Linked DNA regions of Homo sapiens: region 2 is linked to region 1. Evidence: chromatin contacts called from ENCODE Hi-C data. All regions are on one chromosome and are shown on one strand. The core of a region is the stretch at or near the end of the contact, and the rest is flanking DNA. Distances in the headings are between cores, read along the strand shown. Region 1 holds the start of MAP1B (microtubule associated protein 1B). Region 2 holds the start of LOC124901000 (a long non-coding RNA gene).

The links. Hi-C counts contacts between places; a loop is a spot of excess contacts on that map. Pooled maps may share reads with other maps.
Region 2: a map of Right ventricle myocardium inferior shows a loop between it and region 1 (3-fold over the local background). The contact joins the enhancer-like site here to the promoter of MAP1B in region 1. A Hi-C loop is called at or near these places in 1 of 168 maps with a recorded cell type or tissue (Right ventricle myocardium inferior) and 5 of 50 pooled maps.

The regions. Positions count from the first base shown.
Region 1 is chr5:72,105,324-72,111,555 of GRCh38, forward strand. It overlaps MAP1B (microtubule associated protein 1B), which reads left to right and starts at 2,152. Exons shown (of 7, transcript NM_005909.5): 1 at 2,152-2,392. The coding sequence starts at 2,209. It overlaps LOC105379028 (a long non-coding RNA gene), which reads right to left. Exons shown (of 3, transcript XR_007058813.1): 1 at 3,452-6,232; 2 at 2,602-2,664. RefSeq lists enhancers at 2,071-3,053, 3,459-3,753.
Region 2 is chr5:71,971,954-71,978,209 of GRCh38, forward strand. It overlaps LOC124901000 (a long non-coding RNA gene), which reads left to right and starts at 6,055. Exons shown (of 2, transcript XR_007058811.1): 1 at 6,055-6,183. Within about 2 kb of position 2,943, at least 10 of the 41 ENCODE cell types and tissues checked have a DNase peak (open chromatin) inside an H3K27ac peak, as active enhancers do.

The DNA of each region.
Region 1 (6,232 bases), core at 902-3,401:
GTTAGTATCTCTTTAATACCTCTCTAACACTTGGCCAATCTCTGTTTTCAACCAAGAAAGGAGAGCCTTGGACTCAGAGTCTTGAGCAAATCATAACAGTATGTAGCAGGAATTTGATCACATCTTATCTTCATTGTGTATATTTTTAGGGATACTTTCTATTAATAAGTGATATTAGTGTTTCCATTTATACAGCAACATAGAATTGCATTTAAAAATAAATTTAAGTAAAAGAAATAAACTGCATAAAAGAAAACTATTACATACATAAAAGTAACAATGGTTCAAAGAAAGGAAAACCAAACACAAACTAGATGAGGCTGGAATCCAACGGATGACCTTTAGAAAACAGTGCTCTTCACCATATTTCCTGCCCCTCACCCCAGTTATGGGCTTTGGTGCTGGCCTTACTTCTTGAACAGCAATTGAATATCTTAACCAAAATATTATCTGGAAACACTTCATCTAGTTACTGGTGAATGCAGCTAGTTGGAAACACTTCATCTAATTACTGGTGAATGCAACTCTCTAGTGATCCTGTCACAGATCCCAAATACTGCGGGCCAGACGGTATTTTCATTCTGCATTGATCAGATTGACATGTTGGATGGAACCCCCCAGCCCTTGGCTGCCCAGCATGTCTCCCATGCCAGGGTGTCAGGAAAGATATAAGAGCAAAGAGTACATGACCAATAAGTCATGGCAGCTAACACCTAAGACACTGGGTTATTTTGGAAATCTTAAGAATATCTAGGTGATTATCTATCTATCTATCTATCTATCTATCTATCTATCTATCTATCATCTATATTTTACTAACAGGCATTCTAGTATTAAAGCTATGTTGACTAATTTCCATCTATTCCTCTTCCTTAAAGCTCGAATTCCCCAGTCTTCTATGATACCATGTTTGCACATTTTGCTCTTTCCTCACCCTCCTCCCCTTTTCTGGGACAGAAGCTATATTCAGTATGTTTGTGAGAAACGGTTGTAAATAGGCTGCCTTAAAAAAAAAAACAAAAAAACAAAAACAAAAAACACATTTTTTAGTTCTTCTAAACACAAACAAAGGCAATAAAAATTCCCAATGCTACAGGTATTTTAAAAGACATCATTGTCACGAGGTAATTTTGCTTGTGTGTTCCCCAAGGAACTGAAAAGTACATTATAGTCACTGTAACCCTGCTGAGTAGAGACAGTATCTTCTCTTTATTCTTTGTTATTACTGATACTATCTGTTCAGCACATTAAGGAAAGAAATTGGTATCTAATATAATACATCTGCATTTCTCTCATTTCCCATGAGCACCACAAAGCCAGTACTTTTTCATCCTTGGCCCTGCCAGAGTAGAATCCAAGGCCTGAACAATAGTAGGCTTAAGTTTTGCATTTTTGATGTATTCTTTAAGTGAAGGTGGTAAATATTGATATTGGTAAATATCAGTAAATTCGTCTTCTTAAAGCCACAAGGTCAAAGAAAAGACAGGTTCCGTCTTCCTAGGCGGGGTACCCACAGCCCCGCATCTGCCCACTGTGGCTATCCCAGTTCCTGAGAACCTGGCTACATCATACACAGCACACAAGGCAGAGGCCTGACTAGTGCAACTCCAACAAGAGAAAAGACCCCCACTCCGAAAATGGAAACTCATCCCATTCCCATGCACAGACAGGGTGAGGGTGAGGAGTGGGCAGTGGGTGTGTACGTGGTGGGTGGTGTAGGTTGAGAGCGTCTTCCCCCTTCACGGCTGCAGCAGGAGCTCAGCGGGCGCCCCAGCCCCTTGGCTCGCGGCCCTGCCCCGACCATTGTCCGCACACCTCGTCCCTCCAGCTTCCGGGCCGCGGGCGAGATGATTTGCTGCAGATGACATCAGCCCCGGGCCAACGGCTGGAAGAGCGGAGGCAGCCACCGCGTGAGGATGTGCCGGGTGGTCCTTTCCTCCTCCTCTTCCTCCTCCTCCCGGCTCCCTGCCTAGTCTCCATATAAAAGCGGCGCCGCCTCCCCGCCCTCTCTCACTCCCCGCTCCTCTCCGCCGCGCACTCTCCGCGGCGCTGGGAGAGGGCGGAGGGGGAGGCGGCGCGCGGCGCCAGAGGAGGGGGGACGCAGGGGGCGGAGCGGAGACAGTACCTTCGGAGATAATCCTTTCTCCTGCCGCAGTGGAGAGGAGCGGCCGGAGCGAGACACTTCGCCGAGGCACAGCAGCCGGCAGGATGGCGACCGTGGTGGTGGAAGCCACCGAGCCGGAGCCGTCCGGCAGCATCGCCAACCCGGCGGCGTCCACCTCGCCTAGCCTGTCGCACCGCTTCCTTGACAGCAAGTTCTACTTGCTGGTGGTCGTCGGCGAGATCGTGACCGAGGAGCACCTGCGGCGTGCCATCGGCAACATCGAGCTCGGTAAGTGGCCCCGCGCCCCCAGAGACGCGCGCTGGGAGACGCGCAAACACGACCCCACCCAGGGCGCGACGGTCACTGCGCTCCTCCCGCGCGCCCCGCACCCATGCCTCTCCTCGTCACCTCTCATACTTGGTCCAGACCCTTTCTGGGCTAATTAAGAATAATCCGAATTATTAGATATGAGACCCAGAGGGAGAGTCTCCAATAACCTTGAGGGATCTGTCACCACGCTGAGTCCGCAGCCTGTGCTGAGTTGGCCACCGCCTCTCCCGCTAAGTGAAATGCAGGTGTCAGGGGAGCAGAGGCCACAATAAAGCCGCAACCGCAGGAGGCAGAAGGGTGGGGGAGACCTGATGCAACCACTCCTTTCAGTCCTCTTCTGGCCTCAGGAAAAGGCTGGGACCCCCACCACCGCAGACCTGGGGCCGAAGCCCATGTGCCAGGGCCCGCGTGGGATTCATCCTCACCACGGCTACCTCAGCCCCTGAGAAACGCCTTTTCTGATTTCAAACCTCCCGATCCTTTCTTTCCTCAGAATGACTAGGCTAGTCCTAGGGCCACGCCCGCTCCCCCCGCCCCCCCCTCCCCGGGGAGATGCTGGGATGCAGAACCGCCTGCGCTTCGCCACCAGACAGAGCCCGCCTCGCTACCGCCCTTGGGGCCTTGGCTGCAGCTCTCAGAAAGGACAATGGGACCCCAAGTTGCGGGGTGGGGCTGCTGCTTTTAGAAGTCCCAGCCTCGGGAGTGGTAGCTTGAAGGGGGTCGGTGAGGGAGACGTCAGCGGGTAGGGTCAGCTCCTCGCCCGGTGCTCGCACCAGTGGCGCGCTCTGCGGAGGCCGAATAGCGGTACGCCGGGGACCCTGGGCGGGGCCGTGAGGGTCCGGCGGGCACAGCCTCGGGCGCACAGAGAGACCGCCCCCAGCCCCACCCGAGCTGCCGCAGTGCCTCCGGACCGCCCGCCACACCTGCCCCCCCACACTGCGGCGCCCCCGTCGGGCACGGCTGGCTGGGCTTGCGCTCCGCCCGGGCCTCGGGCTGGCGGGGGCCGCGCGCCCCCACCTCTCAGTTTGCCTGGCTTTGTTGCCCTGGGAGTCCCTGGGTGGGCAGCTCTGGTCTCTGCCTTTCCCTTTATCCCTGGCGTCCCGGCCCTCCCCTCGCTCCTGACAGAGGTCGCCGGGTCCCTCCGCAGCCCCAGCCCGCGCTCTATTCTCCTGGGGTGGTGCTGAAGCGTTTCTCCGGGAGACACCGGTTGGTGGGCGTGGTGCAGTCCGCACTGCGGTCTCTACGGCAGCCCGAGGCGGACAAAGGGCGTTCACGCAGCCCTCGTTCCCCACTCCCCCTCCCCAATAAAAGACGAAAGAAAAACCTTGTTTTAGATGAAAAAATAAATGCTTGTCATCTGCCTCTGCAGTTGGAAACGGCCACTTGTCCCCAGAACAAAAGGCTGCAGGGTGGGGACTGGAGTTGCAGACCTGGTTCTTTTGTTTAACTTTAAAGCACTTGATTTTCCCTTTTAGCTTAAAAAAAAAAAAGAAAAAAAATGTGAGCAGAAAGTCATAGTATTTTATTCCAAAAAATTCAAGAACAAGAGATATTTCAGTAGTGAAATGTCTTATTTGAGCATCTCAATAACCCTTCATTTTCAGACTATATAGGCCTTTGGTCTAATCTGTTCTAATTTAGTTTATTTGCACAATTTTCTCCTGGAAAAATTTTACACATACTGACTTTGGGTGTGGCTATTGTGGGAATCAATGACTTTGGATTTTTTTCTTTAAAAAATTATTTGTAAGTAGCATTTCTGGGAAATAGGAATATATTAGGAGGTGCTTTTCTATCTACAAAATCTTCATAACCATTCGATGTGGTGGTGCTAGGAGAGGGATCATCAACCCCGTTTTAGAGCTGGGGGCCCAGAGAGGCAGGAAGGGTAAGAGAACCGGCTCAAGGTCACAGCACTCATAAGTGACAGAAGTACCAGTACTGCAGCGTCACTCGTTTTCTGACCCTGTCATGATGTTAGTGCAGGGTTGGCTAACATCCTATGATGGGAGGAAGGTTTCAGTACAACAGTTTTCAGGGCTTGCCTTTGTATGGCCATCCACTTGTGGGCAGCGCCCCATGCTGGGAGATGGTTCAGCAATCACCTTCGGATCGTAATTATCTTCCTGCTTTGTTACTCATCTGATCATCCTTTCAGCGCCCTATTCCTCAGAGGGTTTATACAAGCTGCATCTATTTATGGAGAAAACAGACGCATCCACGTACTGCTATGAAGAAGGGCTCCCTGCCTTTACTCGTTTTTACACTACTAGCACTTAGTGACAAAATTCAGATTTGTCTTCTTGACATTAATTTTTTAAAAAATTCGGTTGAAGTATTATATAGAGAGGAAAGGGCACAAATCAAAGATGAGCAGCTCAACGAATTTTCACAAAACGGACACGCCTGGGTTACCCAGATCAAGAAACAGACATTACTGGAACCCCAGAAGCCCCCTTGTGTTCCCTTTGCAATAGACATCATGGCTTCCTGATTTTTTAATTCCCTAATTTGGTCAGGTTTTTGCATGGAACTCCGAAATGACTGTATTGATCCCATTAAGAATCAACCAAGTGAGTGAGCAGAGCCGTTTCTTTACACACCGTAGCAGATGCTGCTTTTCCTCTGAAGATGGCTCTCCTGGGTTCTGGGGTCTTGGCTGCAGCTCAAGATGCAGGCCCTTCCAGCGCTAAGTGAAAATCCTGCTCCCATAGCTTTTCAGACAGTCTGAGATGACTTAGCAACAGAGCAGGCTGGTCCTGTTTTCCTGTGCACGACAAGCTGCTGCTTCAGCCGCCAGGTCTCAGCTGGGCCTCCTCCAGAGGCCACTGCTGTTGTTGCTTGGTGCCTTTGGGCCTTGTTGTGTGAAGCAAGATGGAGCTGCTCCAGGGGGGCCAGCTCTGATGATTGTGTGTTGCAGGCTGGGAAGGCAGTTCCGCATCTGTTACTCTTTCTTCCTATTTCCCCTCCTGCCTTAACTGAGATTCTGGGTTTGGAGACCCTGGCGACTTGGATTCTTGCCATCCGATTACTGAGGGCTCTCTGGGAAGCCTAGAAAATAATCTATAAATCTGTAGAGACATGGTGGTAATGCAGTAAATCAACAGGCCTGGAACGTCCCAATGTGGATGCTTCGTAAATGCCTCTTGAAACCAGGGAAGAGAGATGGTCCCTCTTGCTTTCTCAACTATATTCGGAAAGCATAATGAAAGCTTTGGACATGTCTCCTCCAGAGTTTGGAACAATAGTGTTTCCTCGGACTAGGCTAGCTTCATTTATTTAGTTATGCAGGACTTTATTCCAAATCGTTTTCGCTACCACCAACTACTACTCTTTGGCACCTCCTTTTTCTCCTCCCTAATTAGCCCCCAGCATGGATTTAGCTAGTGGTTCTCATTTTCAGCAAAACCCTGCTTCTTGGTTTTATTTTAATACATAGAGGACATACATCCGTGTCTTGCAAACTGAATTCTAGAGCCTTGTGAACGTTTTCATTGTTTCATTTTTTTTTTAAGGAACTAAAACATATAAAGAATATTAAGTGTCTGTTGGATGTTTTCAATTACCGTTAGATTATAACTTTTCCTTTAGTTAACACTGGGAATCAGCAAGATTTGTTGGTGAAAAGATAGATGAATGTAACATCTACTGCTCTGCATTTTTAGATAAAAGTTTAGCTGATTACATTGTTACATTCTGATGTCACTTAACTGAATGTCCTTCAGTCTAAGATGGTAAGAGAATTTAAAACCCAGGAAAGATTTGGGGTTTAGTTTTCCTTTTCTTTTAACAGGGGAA
Region 2 (6,256 bases), core at 1,693-4,192, 130 kb before region 1:
ATTAATTCAGAAGAAAATCCCCAAACTAATTAGTGTGGATCCTTTTTACCGTTCCTGTGAGTCAGAGCTGATGTGCTCACTGCCTGTGTCCCCTCCTGCCCTTGCCCCCCGCAGGGAGATAACTGAGCCATGCCTTTTGCCACCCACTCTCCCTGTCCTCTTTGCATCTTTGGCTGGCAACCCCAGAGCACTTTCCAGATCCTCTGCATCTCTCTTCACCAGATCTCTGGCCATTCCTAATTCTACATTCTGGACAGTTCCTGGCCTGTTGCTCTTGCTCTTTGCAGGAACTGTGGATGAAGCCTTGCCAGGACACAGGTCCTCAGTGCCTGTCACTGAGGTGGCCCTTCATTTAACTGAAGTCCCATTACATTAATAAGCCTCAGTTTCCCTCCCCTCAGTGACTTCAGGAAGCCTTTCTGTATCCTGGCTCTTGTTCTATGATGGTGTGTTCGATCTGTAGAGGTGGGTTTTTTTTCTTTTCACCAAATCTCAGCATTTTTCCTTTCCCTCATACTGGAGGGTTGCTTTCTGTTTCTTCCTTCCTTACCTTAGTCTCTATTACAGCAGCCCTGAAGTCTATCTGCAAGTGTGTGCATGGATCTGGGGAATGGGCAGGTAGGATTCTGGGCTCAACAGTCACATTTCTTGCTAAATTAGTGTGGTCCCAGGGGAAGGGGCTTCGGCAGATGAGGAGCCACAGAGGAGGGGGATGCAGAATTCCCCTTTCCTGGCTGATTTCTGTTTTGCCTAAAAACCATGTGGCTGTGACACCAGGGCACTGCTGTCTCCCCAGACAACAAATTTTAATAGCTCTCCTTTACTGCTGGCAATGATAATGGCTAACACAGGCTGGCTATTCACGACATGGTAAGCTTGGTACAGAATCTATCTTATTTAATCCTTGCTTTGAAGCAATTCTATTATTCTCCCCATTGTACAGATGAGGACACTGAGGACCAAGGAGTGGCAGAGCTTTGCTAGAAACTCAACTCTGACCTCAGAGCTGGAGTGCTTCCCCTAACCCCATGCTGAAAATAGTCACTGCTGTTCCGGGACTACCCTGCCAGCTTCTTAGTTGTCAGATTTCGGAAACTGTATCAACTCTCTCAAGTGGAGGGGACACTTTGAACAAATAAATATTGACAAGCACTGTCAAAATAGCTGGAGATTCTGACCCTGTCAGGCTAATCTCTGTTCTCCCTGTGAAAGCTCTGGCTTCCGTCACTCTGGGTCACATTCCGGCCTGCCTTCCTGTCAGAGTCCTACATTGCTCTCCTCTCCTCCACAATGTGCATATTGCAAGTTGGTCATCCTGTGTGTGTATTTACTTGCTGTGGCTTGTTTGGGTTCAGTTTTTTGAGTGTTCGTTTGCTTTTCCCAGACAGTATCAGATCCAGCCTTTCTGCCCCACCCCTTTTTGGAGGTACCGCTCTTTTCTACGCTATAAATGACTGACCAGTTGGGACTGAACTTGGCTGGGACAATCTCTGTTTTCACTCCCCTTCTATGTCCATCCTCTGTACTTTCAAAGTCTCCTGGGTACTCTCCTTCTTTCCTACAAGGTTGCAACTGTGTACCTTCTGTTGCCTCTCCTAGGCCTGTTGCATCCTGGAACACAGTACAGCCAATAAATGTTTGTTAAATGAATGGATGAATGAATGTAGTTCTCAATATGTATAATCATGGCACTCTGACAAAGCTGCTGTTATAATCCCTTTGTAAAGGAACCACATGCTTAATTTTAAGATAGAAGGATTGCAGCAACAACATTGCACGAGTTTTTCTCTTTTGACAGTTTCTGGTTCATCCGAGATCCCTGCACCTGCCAAACAGAAACTCACATTCACTCACACACCAGTTAGGTAAGAAGCAGCTGGCTAAGTATTGAGCTATTCTTGCCCAAGTCCACCATTTCCATGTAGGGGGTTGAAAGGAAGCTGATCATTTTCCTTCGGTTTTTTAAAGAATGTCCTTTGGGCTTTTTAGCATCCTTGTGACAGGCATCATGTTCATCTCAAGCTGTTTGGTGAGTACAGGGAGATGGGTCCCTGTGTCAGGTGCTATATTCTTGTTGAGATACAAAAGCTTCAGTTCTCAACTCTCCAGCCCTGCAGGGGAGAATGAGGTCTTATCAAGATTGCTTGGCAAAGTGTATTATTCATAAACCCACCTGGCTTATCACCAAAAAAATGTTGTGTTCACTGAGAGAGGCTCTTAAAGAATTCTCTGTTAATATTTGCTTTGTCATTTCAGAAAGCCTTTAGCTAGGCCTGATCAGACAGTTATTTCTGGCTGGGTACAAATTCTGTTTTCAGAATATTGCTTGGCTCTTTGTTCCTTTCCCCTCTGTGCTGCCCACCCCCTTGCCTGACTCATCTCTTCTAGAACCTTCTCTGTCCTTTCCCAAACCACTGGGAGTGATTTACTAAGTACATTTCCCAGCCAGCTCCCAGACACTGGCTAGAAAGACCAATTTACAGGAACAAAATGTCCCCACATTGTAACTGGGTCATGGTCCAAAATTTATTTGAAAATCAGACATTGGAATTAACAATGTTTTTTTTTTTTTTTCTCAGAGAAATAACAGTGGAGAGAAGGTCTCACGATATCCCCAGAAGCCACTTTATCTATAATGAAGCTGAATTGTAACACAAATGAGGGATCTAGGAATAGAATATGTGTCGGTGCAGAAGAGGGGACTAGTGGGGGACAGTAGGGGAGGACAGGAGGAGAAATTGGAGGGGGAAGATTTTTCTCCCTCTCTTTATTAATACAGTTCTAGTCCTGGGCCACAGTTCATAATAATCAGGTCATGTGCACACAGCCTCTTGTGGCCTTAGAGTCAGAAGTGATTGGAGTTCAGGGTCTGACTCAGGTTAAACAGACTCATACCAGCTAGATGTGCCAACCAGAATGGCAGTTAAAAAAATTGCTGGCTATCAAGCATGTTGCTACCAGTGCATTTCCTCCCTGGAAGCAAATCTGCAAGGGAAGCTGGAGTGCAATCAGAAAACTGTGTTGAGCCTCACTTAGATCAGGGATCAACTGTCACAGGACTAGACAGGACAACTTTAGACCCTACTAGTCTCTCTTCTGGCATTCTGCATAATCAAGGCTTGGGAGTTGCTTCTTTCACATTCTCTTTTCTGGGCTTTCTGGCTTTTCTTATTTATTATTATTATTTTTTGCCAGATACATTGTTGCTTTAATTATGATGATGTCTTCAATCAGATCAGAGCCAAAATTGGTAGCCTGGGAGCCATTCTGGTTTTTTTTTATTTGTTTGTTTGTTGGCTTGTTTTAGGTTGATGTAGTATTGCTCTTATCCAACATGTGCGGATTTTGTAGTATAACTAGTGGGAAACAATTTACTTTCTATGTTCTCAGGGATCACTTTAATTCAATGTCTCCAAACCTCCAAACATGTTCCAACTATACCTTCAGCTATAGATAGCATCACTATTTTGTGTGGAGGAGGCAGAAGTGGTAGAAGAAAGAGTGGAATCAGTCCATCTTATTCCACAAATCTTCAAAATTTAAAAATATTTGCTGCCTCAAATTTTTTTCAGAAGCAGCAGGAATATAAAGTAGAACAAAATACATGAAAAAACATAAAGAGTTACTTATTATCTTTTACCCTTAACTGAAATACTCTTTCTTCTAGAGAAAATGATGTCAGCTAGATGTTAGAAAGAAAGATGAACACACTAATTTATACTCATGTGCAAATGACTAGGTAACACTTCTAGTCACATTTTGAGAGTTTTCTTCTTTTGAGAGAGGGCATATAGTGATACATATGTATCTTTAGTAGAATTTCAGGCAGTGTAAGTAGCTATTTCACAGAGTAGGAAAACTTAAAGAGTATTGTGGGAAAGGTTTCAGGTTCAGGTTGGTCTTTTGCTCTGGAGTTCAGCTTCTCTCTGTTACTTATATCTTCTTTTCTTTCTGGACATCAATCTAAAAGATTTGCAAGCCTCCAAGGTTTATCACAAAAATTTTCATTCCAGTACTATCAGGACCTGTAGTTGTGGGAGTAAGAGGGAGACCAGGCTGCTAAGGGGAGAGTGAGGGCAATTTTTGGCACATTTGCACACTAGAAGTCTCCTCTACTAGCTTAACCTAACCTTTGATCCATTTCTGTTGTTCACATTTCTCACCTCTTTCCAAATGCCCAATTTTTTTTTTTTTTTTTTTTTTGTGACCATGAGCTCCCTGGCCACTTTGCTATTGGTTGACTATGACAGGTGTGCTCTCTCATCTCAGGGCCTGCCTTAGAATGCTCTTCTCCCAGATTGTCACAGCGACCCTCTGTCAACGTACTCAAATCTCTGTCCAGTGCTACCTCTTCAGAGAGCTTTCTCTGACCTACCAAAAACAGCATCTTCCTCCATTTACTATCCCCTCACCCTGCTTTATTTTTCTTCATTGCACTTATCACTACCTGGCGTATTATGTCTCTGTTGTTTAACTTTCAATCTGTCTGTTAATATCGGAATGCTAGCTGCACTTGGGAGGGATTTTTGTCTGGCTGGTCCAAAGTTAGATTCCTAGTACGAGGCCTGTGCTGGGCACAAAGTGGGCCCTCAACAAATATTTGTTAGATGAATGAATCTCCATCTTATAAATGAGAGTTTGAAGCTTAGAAAGATTAAATGACTTAGTCAAGGCCATAAGTGCCAGAGATGGGATTACAACCCAAGTCACGTGATGCCAAAGCCTATATTCTTAGCCATTGCATGTGTGTGTGTGTGTGTGTGTGTGTTTGTGTGTGTGTATCTCCCAATCTTCTCCATTAAACTCTCAGATTCTCCATCATAAGGACTATTTGTATTATATCTTGTAACCTAAATGCCTAAAATGCTCAATATGTGAAGGGGAGACTATAAATGTCAAAGGAAAAATATATCTTTGGCTAATGGATGAGTGCTTGAACAAAGAGAAGCATGTTTCCGATGAGGACACAGTACAGACAAAGACCTAAGAAACACACTGGGAATTGCAGAGTTCAAATGTCTTCCTAAATGGCTAACTTATCACCAGGGGCAGCCTAGGCAGTGCGAAAAATAAAGTCTACTGAGTAAGTATAATCATTGCACATCCCCTTTTAGCAGCTGGAGTCATTGTCCCACACCTTGCCTCACAGTGCACATACAAGTTTAAATGCCTGAGATTGCTAATTTTCCAAAGACTTCATTATCGTGAGATGAGGCCATGGCAAAAATGTGCTGGTCTTTAAAACAAGGACAGATGACAAATTGATAGCACTATAAAAGGGCCACAGGACTTAGCGCTGGCTCTGAACGTCTACCAGACAGCAGACACAATATATGTTCACTGAGAGTGTTGGATCTCAAAGATACCAATGAATTTAGAGGTGTCTGAGCAACAAAAAGATTTATTTTGTTTCTTAAATTCAGAACTCTGGACTCTCAAGGGAAGACAGTGGTTTGGCAGAAAGCAGTGGTAGAATAACCAATTATTCTATAATATTTTTCAGAGCCAACTTCCTTCTAACATTTTGTTTCCATTGCCACGGTAATCCTGCTTTCCTCAGCATAAGGAAGCAGGGAAGAGGTGAAATAAGAGCCCTCCCTTGGAATTGGATCATGTGAGCCAAAATAGTCAGATCCTTCCAGTGGGCCAGCTGGAGAAGGGTCCACAATTGTCTCCTAGAATCAGGGCTGTATACAATGACATGCACATCTTTATCCATCATGGAAATTGGTCGCTTACAATGCATCCTTTTTGTAGGCTAAAATAACTGGCATCCTTCTCTCCCGACCCATTTACATCCCCTTTTCCCTCATCACTCATCATCCTCTGCCCTTCCCCCAAACACATTGTTGTTGATTTTTATTAGCTCTGAATCAAAGAAAATGTGCTGGAGAATATTGCACCAGGGAAGCAACATTTCAATGCTTAATTACTTGAGGTGCTTCCTAAATTAAACTAGCCGGTTTCCTACCCTCTTTAATATTTTTTCTTTCTGTGTAAAGATGAAGTAAATCTCCTGTCAAAGGATTGGAGAGAAGGAACCAACCGTCTTTCACTCACCCACTTAGAACCTTCTGGAAGCCCTGACTGCCTTGCTGTAAGGTCGGCTGAATGGAAAGAGACAAAGGCTGTTGGCCCTGATAACAGAGGACATGGAGAACACTGACGGGCCAGCACAGAGAGGTGTGTGGAGAAATGGATGCCCTGTAGGGTATGCATACTACGTCTTGGCTCCTTTGAGAGATTGAGTGTTTAG